2 separate regions of the Homo sapiens genome follow, and region 1 is linked to region 2. A link is an interaction called in ENCODE POLR2A ChIA-PET data of the cell type or tissue named here. Cell type or tissue: PC-3. All regions are shown on one strand. Links, peaks and the distances in the headings refer to the core of each region. The heading gives the core; the rest is flanking DNA.

Region 1 (4,394 bases), core at 301-4,300, 84 kb before region 2:
CACAATTTTGACATTCAGAACTCTAACAGCTTAATTTGTTATACCCCTTTAGAAGTAATACATACTTAATGATTTGAATAGATGAGGATTAGGCATTTAGAAATTCCTAGGATCTTTCTTTTTATGAAGTATCCTAAGCTTTAAAAAAGTTAGATGTAATTGCGGAATACTTTTTTTTAATAACAAAAATATTTTATCTTGGCCGGACGCGGTGGTTCACACCTGTAATCCCAGCACTTTGGGAGGCCGAGGTAGGTGGATCACCTGAGGTCAGGAGTTCAAGACCAGCCTGGCCAATATGACGAAACCCCATTTCTACTAAAAATACAAAAAATTACAGCCGGGTGCCTGTAATCCCAACTACTCGGGAGGCTGAGGTAGGAGAATCGCTTGAACCTAGGAGGCAGAGGTTGCAGTGAGCCACGATGGCACCATTGCACTCCAGCCTGGGCAACAAGAGTAAAACTCCGCCAAAAAAAAAAAAATAGGCCAGGCGCGGTGGCTCACACCTGTAATCCCAGCACTTTTGGGGGCCGAGGCAGGTGGATGACCTGAGGTCGGGAGTTCGAGACCAACCTGGCCAACATCATGAAACCCCGTCTCTACTAAAAATACAAAAAGTAGCCAGGCATGGTGGCGCATGCCTGTAGTTCCAGCTACTTGGGAGGCTGAGGCAGGAGAACCACTTCAATCTGGTGGGCAGAGGTTGCAGTGAGCCAAGATCACGCATTGTACTCCAGCCTGGGCAACGAGAGCGAAACTCCATCTCAAAAAAAAAAATTGATCTTTGGTAGTCTAAACAGTTTCATAAACATCTCTTATATGGGAAAATATACCATTAAGAAGAAACTTTAAGATCTTCACATAAATATGTATAAATGATGATCCATGTTTGACTTATGTTTATAGTTTTATCATAAGAAATATATCTTTTGCTAACGTTTACACTTACATCTTTTGCTAATGTTTGCACACGTATCTTTTGCTAATATCTTAGGCTCACATTAATATCCTTTTCCATTTTTTTCTGTCCAAAAACTACCTGTTCAGAACAAGACCTAGCTCAACATCTATTTTTATTAAGTCTCCCACACACCCCCCTCAGCTCTCTTTTCATTCTCAATCATAAGCACTTGTGTGCATGCGCTTTCTCTCTCTCTCTCTCAGGAATTTTCAGCCTTAACCACAAGATGGGAAACCTAGGGAAGGAGAGAATGATCTTTCTATTAAAGAGAAATGATCTATTAAAAAAAGAATGAGAATGATCTTTCTATGAAAGGAGTGAAGGTATAAAAGTTCCCTCTTCATTTACCTTCCATTTGGAAAACATGTATAAGGCTTCACTGCATGGATGCGTGTGAGGGACAGGTATGCTTCTAAAATGCTGAGAACAACCAAAGCAGATCCAAAGCGAAAAAGAAAAAAACACTGGCCTCCTGAAGTGTTCTAAGATTAAAAGAAAATTAAGAGAAATACGTATTTTTATTTACATTATCTAGCTCGGTCAACCGTTTAGAAAACATAGAAAGGGACAGTCCATGTTTTACTTAGAAATGTGTGCTTGGCTGAAATGCCTTCAAGAACTCAAGCATTTCTCAAGAATGTGATTATTACAGTAGTAGCTAGATAGTAGCCAGAAAGGACATATTTGCAAATAAGACAAGTACCTAACCTAAAAGGTAATAAACCTTTTAGCTACTAACACTATTCCTATATTTCTTTTACTTTCCATACTATGCAGAAAACAAGTTCCTTGAAAACACAGGCCACATCATTTTATCCTACTATAGTGCTACCCTAGCATCATGCAAATTACATTTTCCATCCTGCATAATGCAGGTGCCAGCTAATACTTATTGAATAAGTTAATGTTTCCCCAAGTCTTGGAAATAAATAGAAAAAAGTACAATTCATTTTGGCTCACACCTACTTTAGTGTAATGTAGTGCCACTCTTAAACAGAAGATATCAACTATTTTTTTCAGTAATGAAACTGTTAAAGGAAGGAAAGAAAAATCAATGGTGAATTTCATCTCTCACACATACTACATATTTAATTTACTCTTTATAGTCTTTCTCAAATCCACAAAGCAAAAAGTTCATTTTTTTATATTTTGGTATCTCCATTTATTTCACTGTATGGAAGGATAATCAAAAAAAATACTCAAGCTCTAATTACCAACAAAATTTTGTTTCTTAATTTCAGTGTTTGCATAAACTTACCCTCTTTATGGTACAAGAAGGCATACAGTCCTTTAAACACACTTACTAGTACAGGCTGTACACTGTGATAGACTCTGAGGATATAAAGAACAGTAAAACTCCAAAGAAAGGGCAAGAGTAACGTAGAGGCATGGCAGCCGGAAAAAGAAAATATAAAATACAATTTAAGGGCCAGGCGCAGTGGCTCACGCCTGTAATCCCAGCACTTTGGGAGGCCGAGGCAGGCGGATCACAGGGTCAGGAGATCGAGACTATCCTGGCTAACATGGTGAAACCCCATCTCTACTAAAAATACAAAAAATTAGCTGGGCGTGGTGGCAGGCGCCTGTAGTCCCAGCTACTCAGGAGGCTGAGGCAGGAGAATGGCGTGAACCCAGGAGGCAGAGCTTGCAGTGAGCTGAGATCGCGCCACTGCACTTCAGCCTGGGTGACAGAGCGAGACTCCATCTCAAAAAAATAAAAAATAAAAAAAAACATAAAATAAAATTTAAGCTGAGGCTAGAGAAATACGTCACAACCAGGCCATGTAGGACCTTGAGGTTCATATTAGAAATTTGGAGGAGCCATGGTAGCTTAAAAAGTAAAACAATAAAATAATCAATATTTGCATTCCAGAAAGATTATTCTGACTACTCGCTGTGATTCTGCCCACAATATTTTCTTACATTCAATCAGTTGAATATAATTTTTTTTTTTTTTGAGACAGACTCTCGTTCTGTTGCCCAGGCTGGAGTGCAGTGGCGCGCGGTCTTGGTACTGCAACCTCTGCCTCCCGGGTTCAAGCAATTCTCCTGCCTCAGCCTCCCAAGTAGCTGGGATTACAGGTGTGTGCCACCATGCCCAGCTAATTTTTGTATTTTTAGTAGAGACGGGGTTTCACCATGTTGGTCAGGCTGGTCTTGAACTCCTGACCTTGTGAATCGCCCGCCTAGGCCTCCCAACGTGCTGGGACTACAGGCGTAAGCCACCGCGTCCAGCTGTTTTTCTCACTTCTTGCAGTGCTTTCTTCCAAATGTCTTGTATATTAAAGCAAGTTTTACATTCCTTCACTGGACTGTGAGCCCTGAACAGAAGCCAAGTCTTCCATTATTCCAAACATTCAATAAATGTTTATTATACTGAACAAGACTAACACTGATTTGACATATTAAAAAACAATGTCCAAGATGCTCAGCTAGGTCCTGTGACACGAGCAGCACTTTGGCCTCATAAGCAAATCCTAAAAGGTATTATCAACCAAACTCTGACCCTTATACTCAAACTAAAATTAATAAACAAAAAGCTGTTCCAGGTATTAACTTTTCTAAGCTTATCTCTTTATGCCCCTTTCTGCTAGCACCACAACCTATTTTTATTTGTTATTTACCTTTCTTAATTTTACCAAATATATTTACTCAACGAACATATACAATACAAAGTAGAAATCTGCTGAGCCCAACTACAACAAAATTAAAGCATATCAATGAATGGAGATGAAACAGCAAAACTTGGTTGGAATGCAAATTTATTCCTTAAAATCTGAACATTTAAAAAGAGAAAGAGAATAATTAATAAAGAAAATGAAGTCATGGTACAATTATAAAGCAGGTCCTCTCACTTTTCTCTGACAAAGTTTTGAATGACTCATCTACTGTCCTAACAGGCTATTTTCAAGGTTCTCTCCATTCTACCATTATCCTACATTTTCAAGCTTATTTTTCATCATTCCTCTGTACTCTACCACAAGTGAAACATGCAACATTCCTCAAAAAAGACCTTGCACTTTACAGCCATCCAACTTTTGTTCACACTATTTATACCACAGGAAGTGAATATTCCAGCTCTATAATCTCCACTTCCAATAATGAATTATAATTATTTTACAAATTAGGCAACTAAGCCACCCCCTCTGGAAGTAAAGTGTCTTGCTCACGGACACTGTCTTGGCTAGTAAGATAGAAGAATCAGGACAGTAGATCTCAAGTCTACTGGCTTCCCAGGGTCCAATGCCTTCACTACCCCAGGTAGATTCTTAACCTTCAAAAATAAAAAGACTCATATGAAAAGGAATTTGAATCATCCACAGAAAGTAGTCTGGTCAAGTTCAAGATAAAGAGAGGGGTCAGTTACCTTATTCTTTGGCCCACTAAGCAATCACTTAAAGACCCCTGTTCTAGTAACCTGCCCAGCCTG
Region 2 (4,394 bases), core at 162-4,161:
GCAGCTTAGTTTTTATCCATAGAGGTGCTTTGATACTTTTTTTTTTAATGTCAGAAACTCCTGAGAAGCTTTGAAAAATGTTCCTCAGTTCTTTCAAAAAGGTTGTGTTTCCTTGAAAGATCCAGCTGAGCAGAGATCCCACTGGCTCTACAGTGAGCCAAACGCTGCAGAATGCTTCTGTACTCATTACCTTTATCCTAATTTTAAATAAAAGCCTAAATTCCTCCAGATGGCTTTCCCATAGAGGAATTTCCATGGTCAAAATTTGCAGCTTCATTCCCAGGTGCATCCGGGCACCTAAGAGCAACACATCCAGCACACCCTAAAATCCAGAAGAAGAGTAACCTTGTGCTTCTGCCCACTCTCCACCTCCCATCCACTCAGCGCCTTCCCATAACTCTTTGTACAAAGGTGATAGGAAAGGGATGAATGAGAAGGGAGTTTTTCCATGTGTCAGTGGTGGCAGGCTAGTTATTAATTCATATGAAGCAATGTTTACAATGCGAGATTTTGTCTAGCATCTGCCACAAAGAAGGCATCTTTAAATAATTTATAAAATAATCTACATGGATTCTTTTCATGAGTCTAGGAAAAAGCAACCAATTTTTGTTTGTTTGTACCATGTATTTGGCTCCTCAATGACTATTAAATAGTACAAAACTGAGAATATCTAATTGCTTCCAAAAAAATCTTGGGGAGGTGAGAAGAAGAAAATCTTTATCGTGTTTGCTTATTTTCGCTTCAGAGGCACTTTAAAATGCTGATTATGCATTACCTTTGCCTGCTGACTTCCACGCAGAGCAAAGCAAAGGAACAAGAAGGAGTGTAAGTGGGAACCCATGTGAACCCTCAGACTTTTTTCCAATACTTCTCCAGTTTCCACTAGAGATGCTTCCAAGTGGTCCCCTGAATATTGTGAGAAGGTCACCAATGGTTGTGTAACATCTTAATATTCTATATTTCTAGGAATGTTTGTCGGGTAAATCAGAACCTAGAACTTACGCATGTCATTTTAAAGAACTCTCTCTCAGCCACAGGAATTAATATCTCATTGTGTTTTGTCTAGTGCTCTTTCATTGAATATAAGGATTTTAAGCTGATATATCGGCAGTATGCAGCTCTCTTCATTGTGGTTGGAGTTAATGACACTGAGGTAAGATAATAGAAGAGCCCTTGGAAAATGCAAGAATTTCTTTCTACTTGCCTCCCTAAGAATTATGACTCTCTTGATTTTTTTTAGACAGAATTTTGCCCTGTCACCAGTCTGGAGTGCCGTGGCATGATCTCAGCTCACTGCAACCTCCACCTCCCAGGTTGAAGCGATTCCCCTGCCTCAGCCTCCCAAGTAGCTGGGATTACAGGCATGTGCCACCACACCCGGCTAATTTTTTGTATTTAGTAGAGATGGGGTTTCACCATCGAGGCCAAGATGGTCTCGATCTCCTGACCTCATGATCCGCCTGCCTCAGACTCCCAATTTATTTTTATTTTTATTTTTTTAAGAGACAGGCTAGAGTGCAATGGCACAGTCATAGCTCACTGCAGCCTTGAATTCCTGGGTTCAAGCAGTCTTCCCATCTCAGCCACCTGACTAGCTGGGACTGCAGGCTCACACTCCCAAGCCCAACTTATTTTTTTGCTTTTATTTTCTTTTAGAGATGGGATCTCACTGTATTGCCCAGGTTGGCCTAGAACTCCTGACTTCAAGCGATCTTCCTGGCTTAGCCTCCCAAGTAGCTGGGAATACAGGCACAAGCCACTGTGCCTGGCTAGGATCTTGGTTTCTAGCAAGGATGAGGAAAGCTGTGTGGAAGAGAAATATCTAGGATGTTTCTTGGATTAGATCAGGAGCTTGCAAAGTAGAGAAGCCCCAAACCACAGAATGCCTTTTTCTGTTGTAAGCAATACCAGTGCCCTGCCCTTGTTCTCTTGAACAATGAAGCAGGTCAGATAAGTATAGAGGCCGACTGATTTTGGCATTAAACATGGGCTGAGGCCGGGCGCGGTGGCCCATGCCTGAAATCCCAGCACTTTGGGAGGCAGAGGTGGGCAGATCATGAGGTCAGGAGATCGAGACCATCCTGGCTAATACAGTGAAACCCCGTCTCTACTAAAAATACAAAAAATTAGCTGGGCGTGGTGGCGGGCGCCTGTAGTCCCAGCTACTCGGGAGGCTGAGGCAGGAGAATGGTGTGAACCCAGGAGGCAGAGCTTGCAGTGAGCCGAGATTGCGCCACTGGACTCCAGCCTGGGCGACAGAGTGAGACTCCATCTCAAAAAAAAAAGGGCTGATATATCAAAAGCCAGAGAAAACTCTAAAGATGATTGTATGGCAGTTACATCACCCCAAATTTATTTAGTTCACCCCTTCACAAATGCCACTCCCAAATCAATAGCACTTATGGCCATGGAATCCCTGAAAGGATGTTTTAGATCTAACTGAAATATTGATTTGTTGTTTTTTATCCATGAACCAAACTTTGAAGTGGTTTTCCCATCTTCACAGATAGAAAAATGATGGCATGAAGAGCCTGAAAAATTGCTTAAGCCAATTTGTGGTAAAGTCAGGAAATAGATCTAAGAACTCTAAGTGCTAGACACTAAGATTTTAATCTGGCTAGATTCATCATGGACTTCAAAAAAAAGAAAAAAAGATTCTTTTGGAGATGGAATCTCACCCTGTCACCAGGCTGGAGTGCAATGGCATGATCTCGGCTCACTGCAACCCCTGCCTCCTGGGTTCAAGCGATTCTCCTGCCTCAGCCTCCTGAGTAGCTAGGACTACAGGCACCCACCATCACGCCCAGCTAATTTTTGTATTCTTAGTAGAGACAGGGTTTCACCTTTTGGCCAGGATGGTCTCGATCTCCTGACCTCATGATCCACCTCCCTCAGCCTCCCAAAGTGCTGGGATTACAGGCGTGAGCCACCGCACCCGGCCTAAATTTTTTAAGACATGGTCTCTCTCCATCACCCAGGCTAGAATGCAGTGGCACCTTCACGTCTCACTGCAGCCTTGACCTCCTGGCCTGAAGTGATCCTTCCACCTCAGCCTCACAATCCCGAGTACCTAAGACTACAGGCGCACACCAAGATACCTGGATATTTTTACTTTTATTTATTTATTTATTTATTTATTTATTTGATTTTTTTTGGGGGGGTGGGGATGGAGTCTCGCTATGTCACTCAGGTTGGAGTACAGTGGCACAATCTTGGCTCACTTCAATCTCAGCCTCCCAGGTTCAAGTGATCCTCCTAGGTTCAAGCAATTCTCCTGCCTCAGCCTCCCACGTAGCTGGGATTACAAGCATGTGCCACCATGCCCAGCTAATTTTTGTATTTTTAGTAGAGACGAGGTTTCACTATGTTGGCCAGGCTGGTCTCAAGCTCCTGACCTCAAGTGATCTACGCATCTCAGCCTCCCAAAGTGCTGGGATTACAGACATGAGCCATTACGCCAAGCCTATTTTTTTATTTTTTGTAGAGAAGAGGTCTCATTATGTTGGTGAGGCTGGTCTTCAACTCCTGGGCTCAAGTGATCCTCCCACCTCGGCCTCCCAAAGTGGTGGGGATTACAGGTGTGAGCCATCACGCATGGCCTTTTTGTTTTTTAAGATAGGACCTCGCTCTGTTTCCCAGGCGGGAGTACAGTGGTGCCATCATAGCTCACTGCAGCCTGGAACTCCTGGGGTCAAGCCATCCTCCTGCCTCAGTCTCGCAAGTAGCTGAGACTACAGGCATGCACCACCACACCTGGCTAGTTTTTAAGTTTTTTATGGAGACAGAGTCTCACTATATTGCCTAGGCTGGTCCTGAACTCCTGGCCCCAAGCCATCCTCTCACCTTGGCCTCCCAAAGTGCTAGGATTACGGATATGAACCATCACATCTGGCCAAAAAAAATCCTAGAAGTTAAGGTTTATCTACATTTCCCCCATTGATAAACATCTTTTAAACAAGTGAGTGATAGAACTGTTCTGAATATTTGTCAGTGGGAGGCTACTTTCCTCACATTATCGGTTCACTAAGCCACATGCTCTAAAACCTGGACACTGACTGGGAAGTTCTATGTCTGGTTTACATGGGAAGCGACACTAAAATTGATTGTACCTTTCTTCTTTTATTGTAGAACGAGATGGCTATTTATGAATTCATTCATAACTTTGTGGAAGTTTTAGATGAGTATTTCAGCCGAGTGGTAAGTCTAATGGCTAAAAAATGGTTTACTTCCTCAACCCAGTTTCCCAGAAATTGAGTCTCTTTGGATCTATATCAAGAACATGTGTTAATACAGAGTTTTAATAAGTAAAAGTTAAAACTTAAGTGATGCCAAATTTTCTTTATCTTTCCTTCTGGTTTATCCAAAGTGTTACAAGCCTATACATGCCTGAGATC

The links. Peaks named below come from ENCODE experiments on the same cell type or tissue, not always from the same donor. Only the 100,000 strongest peaks of a DNase experiment are listed, where the experiment ranks them.
Region 1: POLR2A ChIA-PET joins it to region 2 with 5 read pairs; 9 of 35 experiments call an interaction of 5 or more read pairs at or near these places.

Annotation. Positions count from the first base shown.
Region 1 is chr14:30,984,835-30,989,228 of GRCh38, forward strand. The region is part of intron 1 of STRN3 (striatin 3); the gene reads right to left. Among named protein-coding and RNA genes, the nearest start is that of MIR624, 28 kb to the right of the region's middle. In PC-3, for the core only: no CTCF peak of the experiment used is centred there; no DNase peak of the experiment used is centred there.
Region 2 is chr14:31,068,777-31,073,170 of GRCh38, forward strand. AP4S1 (adaptor related protein complex 4 subunit sigma 1) reads left to right here. Exons shown (of 6, transcript NM_001128126.3): 3 at 1,067-1,153; 4 at 4,129-4,197. Among named protein-coding and RNA genes, the nearest start is that of STRN3, 45 kb to the left of the region's middle. In PC-3, for the core only: no CTCF peak of the experiment used is centred there; a DNase peak (open chromatin) is centred at 1,885.